2 separate regions of the Homo sapiens genome follow, and region 1 is linked to region 2. The links are chromatin contacts, found by Hi-C or POLR2A ChIA-PET in ENCODE. All regions are on one chromosome and are shown on one strand. Each heading gives the region's core, a stretch centred on a gene start or an enhancer-like site at or near the end of the contact. The rest is flanking DNA. Distances are from core to core; before and after follow the strand shown. Region 1 overlaps ZBTB46 (zinc finger and BTB domain containing 46). Region 2 overlaps ZBTB46 (zinc finger and BTB domain containing 46).

Region 1 (4,494 bases), core at 494-2,993, 35 kb after region 2:
CAGTGTTTGTTTCTTCTCTGCCTCCAGGGAGGCGTCTGATCGGACACCACGCCCAGGGCCTGCTACCCACACATGCCCAGTGGGGTCTGAGGGCTGGAAGGAGGGTCCTGCAGGGACCGGGCACTGTGTTCAGCATTGGCCGTTCTTACCCCTTGCCTCCTGCCTTTGGCCTGGATGGAAAGATCTCCTGAGAGCTGGGGCTCCTGAGCTCCCTGGGGCTCAGCCTTGCTGGCACCGCCCCTGCCAGACAGTGGGTGGGACAATTTATGCAGATGGTGGGGGAGCCTGGCCTGTCGCAGTGCTGACCAGCCCCCAGTGGGTGGCCGTGGGAGACAGCCCGTCCTGGCTGCTGGGCTGCGGCGTGCAGCCGTGGTCTGTGGGCCGCAGGGCGGTACATCCCAAGCCCTGCTGACGCCTCGCGGGTCCCTCTCTTTCAGTGAATGAGTTCACGGTGATCAGGAAGAAGTTCAAGTGTCCGTACTGCAGCTTCTCGGCCATGCACCAGTGCATCCTCAAGCGACACATGCGCTCGCACACGGGAGAGCGGCCCTACCCCTGCGAGATCTGCGGGAAGAAGTTCACGCGGCGCGAGCACATGAAGCGCCACACGCTGGTGAGTGCGGGGAGGGTCCGCGTGCCGCGCGCTGCGCGTGGCCACGATGTCCGGGCAGGCGGGTCCTGATGAGGGCGCAGACCGCCCCGGACCCCACACCGGGTCCACTCTGCACAGGGGGGACGACAGCAGGGCAGGGAGATCCGCCCCGGGCCCCTGTCTGCTCTGCCCCGGCCTCCTGGGTGTGGCTGGGCCACATGGCCCCTGCAGAGGCTTCGGCCCACCCTGCTCACCTGCTGGCCGCCAAGGCAGCCAGGCCTCGGCAAACTCAGCTCGCTCTGCTTGGAGCCCCCAACCCTCAGCCACCTCTGCGCCCCCCCGCCCCCGCCCTGCCTCGGGAGGGAGAACCCTGTCCTTGTGCCTGCCGACCTGTCTGCACCCACCGCGCCCACCCTGGAGCTCAGCACTGGCAGGTCGTTGTCAGGTAGCAGGTGTGGAGTGGATGGATTTGCTTGGGGAGGAAATAATAGAAAAAGGCAGCCTGGGAACAGGGAGGCAGATTTGCCAAAAAAGGCCTGGCGAGGGCATCTCAAGTGGGTGAGATCAACCAGTGAGGCGGGTGGGGCACAGGCAGCCCAGAGCGGGGCGGCCCCAAGGGTTCGGGGAGTCCTGGAACGCCCACCCCGAGGCGCAGGGTGCAGGGGGAGCTCGCGGCGGGCAGCTGTGTGAGGAGAGGCAGTGGAGGCGCCCCGGGCTCCGGGCAGAGGTGGGGCTGCTGTCGGGGCGGAAGAGGCTCTGGAGCATCGCTGCCAGTTTAGGAATCGCAGGAGAGTCAGCAGGTTCCGGAGCGGACCTGCAGGAGCCGAGCTCCACCGGGAGACCCACCGGGGGGCGGGGCTTCATGGGAGACCCACCGGGGGGCGGGGCTTCATGGGGAGACCCACCGGGGGCGGGGCTTCATGGGGAGACCCACCGGGGGGCGGGGCTTCATGGGAGACCCACCGGGGGGCGGGGCTTCATGGTGCGACCCACCGGGGGGCGGGGCTTTATGGGGAGACCCACCGGGGGGCGGGGCTTCATGGGGAGACCCACCGGGGGGCGGGGCTTTATGGGGAGACCCACTGGGGGGCGGAACCGAGCGCCAGAGGTCAGGTTCTGTTGGTTGCTGCTTTTCCAGTGCAGTGGTGGATACCCATTTGGGGTAACGACCCCTGTGGGAGCTCCCTGAGGTCAAGCTGCAGAGCTAGAGGGGTGCAGGGCCCTGGCCTCCCCGTGTTTGCCTGGCCGGCTGTGGGCGAAGGGCCACTCCAGGCCCTCGGATGCCGCCTGGGATGTGTGCTGGAGTGGATATGGAGCGGGGCTTAGTGCTGGGCTCTGGCCTTCCCTGATGCCCCCACATTTGCCTTTGCGAGGTGGAGGACAGTAGAGAAGGAACAGTCCTGGGAGGGGGCCCCTGGACCACGAGATGGCAGGTCTGCAAGGCCAGAAGCAGACCCACATCCACGCGGAGCCGCCGGGGCCCCAGCCTTGTTTTCCGTAGCGGAGGATGTGCTTCTGTTCACACAGGCCACAGGGCTGATCTTACAAACCACTTATAAAAAGCCGCGGGGGCGGGGGGAGGGGTAGCTGCACCAGGCCGACATGTTTCCTATTCAGAGAAAATCGCATCTTGTTTTTTAAACTGATAGGTGCTAACACGTTTTAACAACATGGATTGCAACGTCTTTCTTCAGCAAATCCGTATTAACCTCTCAGTAAACGTTTTGATCCTGTTTGAGGTTCAGTGTGGCTGCCTGTTCCTTCTCGTTGGATAGGGTTAGGGTTTGTTTTTTTGTTTTTTTTTTGAGACAGGGTTTCACTGTGTTACCCAGGCTGGAGTGCAGTGGCGTGACACAGCTCACTACAACTTTGACCTCCCGGGCTCAAGCGATCCTCCCACCTCAGCCTCCCAAGTAGCTGGGACTACAGGTGTGCACCAACATGCTCAGCTAATTTTTGCGTTTTGTGGTGATGGGATTTCGCTGTGTTGCCCAGGCTAGTCCCGAACTCCTGGCCTCAAGTGAGCCACTTGCCTCTGCTTCCCAAAGTGCTGGGATTACAGGTGTGAGCCACTGTGTCCGACCAGGGCTGGGATTTTTGTCCTGGGGTTCATGATTGGGCTTCAGGGGGTCATAATTCCCTGGAAAATGTACTTATAACATATGGAAAGCCAAGTGTGGTGGCACATGCCTGTAATCCTAGCACTTCGGGAGGCTGGGGCAGGAGAATAGCTTGAGGCCAGGAGTTTGAGACCAGCCTGGGCAAAATTGCGAGACTCTGTCTCTACAAAAAATTAAAAAAAAAAAAAAGTTAGCCAAGTGTGGTCCCAGCTACTTGAGAGGCTGAGGCAGGACGATCACCTGAGCCCAGTGAGGTCCAGGCTGCAGTGAGCTGTGATTGCACCACTGCACTCCAGCCTGGGCAACAGAGTGAGACCCTGTCTCTAAAGAACAACAAACACAAGCAAGCATATGGGGCTTGACTTTTTCTGAGGAGAGGCTCTGTGTGTGGCCTTCTCTGGGGTCCTGGACCTGAGAGCGTGGAGACCCGAGTGTGAGACAGCAGCTCTAGCCGGTCCAGCCTCCACTTTCACGATGGCACTTACGAGCACTGTCAGCCCTTCCCTGGCCTGGGTGGCCCCTCCACCCGCTCCAGGAAGAGCACCAGTGGCTGGGGCAGGGCCCCCCATGCCTTGGCAGGGCCACATTTGGAGGGTGGGCCAGCCGTGCTCTTGCAGCCACAGTGCCCCAGAGCCTGGGCGGGCTGCCAAGGTGTCCCGTCTTCCTTCTTGCTTCCTTCCAGGGCATTTGCCCATTTGCATGAGTTCCCAGCCATCCAGCCCTGGCCACATGGTCCCTGTGCCACCCCAAGCTGCCCCTGCTGCCTCCTCAGGTGCCCTGGCCCCTGCACACATGGGAGCCTAGGCCTCAAGGGGCCTCAGTGTTTTTCACTAGCCCCGCTCCAACCCTTCCTGGGCCTGTGTGCACCAGGTTACTGTGCTGGGAAGTTTCTACTGTGGCTTGTCTTGAATTTTTGTTCTGGAAGTCCTTGGTTTAAAATACAGCAAAACAGGCTGGGCGCGGTGGCTGACGCCTGTAATCCCAGCACTTTGGGAGGCCAAGGCGGGCAGATCACGAGGTCAGGAGATCGAGACCATCCTGGCTAACACGGTGAAACCCCGTCTCTACTAAAAATACAAAAAATTAGCTGGGCGTGGTGGCGGGTGCCTGTAGTCCCAGCTACTTGGGAGGCTGAGGCAGGAGAATGGTATGAACCCGGGAGGCGGAGCTGGCAGTGAGCCGAGATGGCAACACTACACTCCAGCCTGGGTGACAGAGCGAGACTCTGTTTCAAAAAAATAAATAAATAAAATACAGCAAAACAAAAGCCCAAAGGAGCAGTTCTGGCACCAAGTTGTCTGAGGCTCTGTTTCTAGGGTTAGCGTGTTTGGGCATCTGAGGTGTGCTGTGTGGTGCTGCCCTGGCCCTGAAAGCCACCAGCTGCCCCTGAAGGTCTCACATCCCTGGACAGCGCCCATCCCGGTCCAGGCTTAGAGCTCACACAGTTGCTCTGGAAGCAGACATTTGAGAAGTGAGGTCTTTATGGTTCCCGGCTTTGTGGAAGAAGTTACAGGCACCTCTGCCCTCAAGGAAGCGGGTCTAGAAGGGGAGGTCGGGCCGTGCTGGGTGGCCTGTCGGCCTGTGGATTCGGAACACTGAGGCAGGAAGTACGTAAGGGCCCGGGTCCAGCCCCAGGATGGGGAGGTGGTAGCTGTGGTGCCTGCCCGTCAGAGGTCTTTGCAAGTGTAGCAGGACCGTCTTCCGCCATGACACACATTGATTATGTATGTACTTGCTCATGGGAGAAAACTGGTGAGTTTGGAATGGTTTAAGGAAGAGCTA
Region 2 (4,555 bases), core at 521-3,020:
AGCCGTGATTGCACTGCTGCCCTCCAGCCTGGACGACAGAGCCAGACCCTGTCTCTTAATTAAAGGAAAGAAGAAATGGAGGTGTCCTAGCAGGTGCTGCCCGTGGGGAGGTTCCTCCAGGATGAAGCCTGGAAATGAACGTGGGAGGGCGTGAGTGGACAGAGGAGGACGAAAGACAGCAAGCCGCAGGGTGGGAGGCCCTGAAAAATGTCGCAGATGCCGTGTGTGGGTGGCGCAGTGGGAGACGCTGCCTGCCCCCCTGGCTGGAGGGCTTCCTGGGCAGGGCGGGTGTGGCCTCTTCTCCTGACCCTGGTCCCTCCTCTCCGTCGCTGAGAGATCTGCGAGAGCCGGGAGTGAACACAGCTCGATAATACGTTAACTTTTATCATTGTGGTAGAACATACATAATGTAAACCTTACCATTTTAACCATTTTCAAATGTACATTTCACTGGCATTAAAGTCACGCGTTGCTTGATGACAGGGATAGGTTCCAAGAAACGCATCGCTAGGCGATTCTGTTGCTCTGGGAGCGTCATGGAGCGCCCGTCACAAAACTAGAAAGTGCAGCCGGTTATAGGCCCAGCACAAACCTGCCAGTGTTAGTTACGGTGCTGAGCACTGCAGGCAGCTGTGGCACCATGGGAAGTGTTTGTGTGTCTAAACATAGAAAGGGTGCTGTAAAAATAGGGTATACAAGATAACGGCATGCCTGGGTAGGGCCCCTGCCATGCACAGAGCTTGCTGCACTGCAGGTTGCCCTGGGTGAGCGAGTGCTGAGGGAACATGAAGGCTGAGGACAGAACTGTGCACTGCTGCAGACTTTATAAACACTTGGCGTGGCCTACACTAAACTGATTTTTTAAAGTTGTGCTAGGATGTGGCGATGGCTAGGATGGCGATGGCTAGGATGGCGATGGCTATTCCTGTCACGCCACCAGGTGACAGGAATTTCCCGGCTGCGTTCTAATCTACGGGACCACAGTGGTTATCTGTGGTCCATCCCTGACCAAAATGCCCTTCTGTGGCGCATGAAGTTCTGCGATCACAACTTTTCCATCATCCCAAAGGGAAACTGTATCCGTCATACAGTACCTTCCTCTTGCCTCTACCCCACCTGCGGGTAAATGCTGTTCTACTTTGACACAATGTAGATTTTATTCATTCTCATCTGTTGTTGCTGTGCGTCCTGCACTGAGCTACGGCCAGACCCTGGATGTTCAGTAAAAGTTGGTGACCACGTGCAGTCGCTCAGGCCCAAAATCCCTTTTGGAGGCAATTTGGGAGGCCGAGGCATGAGGATCCCTTGAGGCCAGGAGTTTGGGACTATCCTGGGCAAAGTAGTGAAATCCCATTTCTAATACAAAAGTTATCCGAGGCCGGGCGGGGTGGCTCACGCCTGTAATTCCAGCACTTTGGGAGGCCAAGGCGGGCGGATCACAAGGTCAGGAGATCGAGACCATCGTGGCCAACATGGTGAAACCCCGTCTCTACTAAATATACAAAAGTTAGCTGGGCGTGGTGGTGCGCGCCTGTAGTCCCAGCTGCTCAGGAAGCTGAGGCAGGAGAATCTCTTGAACCAGGGAGGCGGAGGTTGCGGTGAGCTGAGATCGCGCCACTGCACTCCAGCCTGGAGACAGGGTTGAGACCCTGTCTCAAAACAAAACAAAACAAATCAAAAAACCTCAAAACAAACAAAAAACAGCAGTTGGTTTAACTCAGCCTCGGGCTGAGTTGTGCTCCATCGTGAGGCTGTCCTGGGTACTGCAGGATGTTAGCAGCAGCCGTGGCCTCCACCCACAGATGCCAGGAGCACCTGCCTTTGGATCCCCCGTTGGTACAACCAAAAATGTCTCCAGACATTAGCAGTTGGGAAAATCGTTTCTCTATGTGCTGCTGTGCGTGTGGAGAGTGTACAGGCAGCAGGTCAGGGCCAGTGGCCTTTCCATCTGCTTGTAACTGTTTATAATCTTCCACTAGCTCCAACTAAAATCTGAGAAGCAGTGGTCCCTGGCAAGAGACACGGCTTTGGGGGGTTTATTCTGATGTTTACAGATGCGCTGCAGGGTCCGTTGTCAGCACAGCGAGGCCCCTCCCAGTGGTCCCAGGCCACCTCCCTGTGCGTGCACGTAACTCGCTGGCAGGTGCCCGTGCTGGAGGCCTTTGTATTATGAGAGTCGATGCAGGCACTGAGAAATAGTGCACTCCTTAAGCCTGTGGGCTGAATGCTTTAAATGCAGTTGTCGAGCAGAAGGTGTTTTTAGAATCCAACAAGTGATTTTGGCTGTGTACTTTTGTTAGAGTCTTAAATCCCTTGGGTTTCCAAGGCAACTGTGAAACTCTTCCATTAGATTATTCCGAGTTGCTAAGATGAGGACACAAGGCTGTGAGCTGTGTGAGGATGGAGGATGGTTCTGCCCACGCTGTGGCGGCCAGTGACTCCCTGAGCTGCGTCCTCCGTCTGAGCCCTCAGGCTGGGATTTGGAAGCTTGGGGTTTGGAAGTAGATCATGATCCCATGGAGGTCAGTTTGTTTCCATTAAAGATTTATTCTATCTTAGAGAAGAGGATTTTTAATTTTCATCCCATTTATAGAAGCAAAGGCCCTTTTTTAAATTTTTTTTATTTTTGAGACAGAGCGTCACTGTCACCCAGGCTGGAGTGCGGTGGTGTGATCTCGACTCACTGCAGCCTCCGCTTCCTGGGTTCAAGTGATTCTCCTGCCTCAGCCTCCGAGTAGCTGGGATTACAGGCTCCCGTGACCACGCCCGGCTAATTTCTGTATTTTTAGTAGAGACGGGGTTTCACCATATTGGCCAGGCTTGTCTCGAACTCCTGACCTCAAGCGGTCCGCCCGCCTCAGCCTCCCAAAGTGCTGGGATTACAGGCGTGAGCCAGTGTGCCGGGCCACAAAGTCCCTTTTCCTTCTTTCTTTTTCTTTTCTTTTCTTTTTTTTTTTTTTTGAGTCTCGCTCTGTTGCCGGGCTGGAGTGCAGTGGTGCAATCTCAGCTCACCGCAACCTCCACCTCCCAGGTTCACATCATTCTCCTGCCTCAGCCTCCCGAGTAGCTGGGACTACAGGTGCCCACCACCACGCCCGGCTAATTTTTGTATTTTTAGTAGAGACGGGGTTTCACCATGTTGGCCAGGACGGTCTCGATCTCTTGACCTCGTGATCCGCCTGCCTCGGCCTCCCAAAGTGCTGGGATGACAGGCGTGAGCCACCACGCCCGGCCACAAAGTCTCTTTTCTAAGGACACATGTCAAGTGGTCACCGTGGATCATTCGACGCCGATGCCCCAACCCCTCTGTGCATCATCCCGGCCCCTGGTGACCCTGAGGCCTGTTTGCTTTTAAGAGTGATTTTCTAGGCAGGGAGGCCAAATTCATTCTAACTGAGCAGCTTCCAAGAAACAGTATCCCTTGAAATTTATTTCTGAGTTACAGCAGTTCACTTCTATGAGAGCTTGTGGGAAATAGCATTAAAATGTTCAGATTCATGTTTGCAGCTATGGGGCAGGCAGGCAGGCCCGTGCCTCCCCAGGCCCTGGCGTCTCCTTCTCATCTGCGGAGGGAGCACAGTAAGGACCTGAGAGGTGACTGGTGAGGCCTTGACAAAGTGGATGTGTAGCTACTGCATGAGAAGATGGTAAAGAAACAGCCCAGGTGCCCCAACTAAATGGCCCCACACATGCCTAAGCGGTGCTGCTACAGGAGGATCTGTGTGTTCTGTGAAGTGTGTACTTGAACCCTGGTGAGGTGGGAGCTTGACATGTTGGGATTTTTAAGCGTACATCAGAACTGCGGGAGCTCCAGATGGGGGACAATGGCCTCTCGGGTGCCTAGCACTGCCTGCAAGCCTCCTGTCTGCTCCGGGAGGGGAGTGAGGGTCCCAGCTCTCAGGGTAGGGTGGTCTTCGAGCTGCTTCTTGGACCAGGCCGGCCTGCCTCCGGCGGGTCTCAGGGTTTCTCTCCCTTGTGCTGACAGCAGCTCCTCACCGCCCCCAGAGCTCTTTGCTGGGGATAAAGCAGGAACTGGTGAGCGGAGGGGGCCGTGGCTGTGTCCCCTTCTGGTGTTCCCTCTTTCTCTCCACGAAGGTTGGGGAGGAGGACCCCCACCACGGTCTCAGCCGTCCTGATCACACGAGGGCAGGGAGTTACCTCTGAGGTTACGTCCCTGCAGGGACTCCTGTCCTGAGTGTGCGTGGCATCTCGGCCCTCCTGGTGCCCGACGGAATGTGAGGTTCCCCCACCTGGCCTCCTGAACAATGTTTCGCCTCCTGAACACCTTTCACAGCCTGTTTCAGCAGCACGGCAGATCTGATTGTTCTGTTGAAGAAAATTTCCTGCACTTGGGATGGTCTTTTTATTTTTTGGGTGGAAGGGTTTCAACCAAAAGATGACATCATGTGCTTTGGTCAGTAGTGGGGTGGGAAGGGCGTCCGGCTCCGCACCCCGATCCCACAGCTGCTCGGGAGATGCTTGGCTTGGCCTCTTTTAATCCACTCCCCTGTTCAGTCCTGTCCTGGGAAGCTTGAGAACTCAGCTGCGCCTTCTC

The links. Hi-C counts contacts between places; a loop is a spot of excess contacts on that map. ChIA-PET counts read pairs that join two places held with the same protein, here RNA polymerase II (POLR2A). Pooled maps may share reads with other maps.
Region 1: a map of CD8-positive, alpha-beta T cell shows a loop between it and region 2 (5-fold over the local background). The contact joins two enhancer-like sites. A Hi-C loop is called at or near these places in 5 of 168 maps with a recorded cell type or tissue (CD4-positive, alpha-beta T cell, CD8-positive, alpha-beta T cell, HepG2 and 1 more), 2 of 37 single-sample maps with no recorded cell type and 8 of 50 pooled maps. POLR2A ChIA-PET finds 5 or more read pairs at or near these places in 13 of 52 experiments (AG04450, CD4-positive, alpha-beta T cell, CD4-positive, alpha-beta memory T cell and 8 more).

Annotation. Positions count from the first base shown.
Region 1 is chr20:63,748,805-63,753,298 of GRCh38, reverse strand. ZBTB46 (zinc finger and BTB domain containing 46) reads left to right here. Exons shown (of 5, transcript NM_001369741.1): 4 at 438-613. Among named protein-coding and RNA genes, the nearest start is that of ZBTB46-AS2, 7.2 kb to the right of the region's middle. RefSeq lists enhancers at 1-557, 558-1,508. Within about 2 kb of position 1,743, at least 4 of the 41 ENCODE cell types and tissues checked have a DNase peak (open chromatin) inside an H3K27ac peak, as active enhancers do.
Region 2 is chr20:63,783,631-63,788,185 of GRCh38, reverse strand. All of the region lies in intron 2 of ZBTB46 (zinc finger and BTB domain containing 46), which reads left to right. Among named protein-coding and RNA genes, the nearest start is that of ZBTB46-AS1, 22 kb to the left of the region's middle. Within about 2 kb of position 1,770, at least 8 of the 41 ENCODE cell types and tissues checked have a DNase peak (open chromatin) inside an H3K27ac peak, as active enhancers do.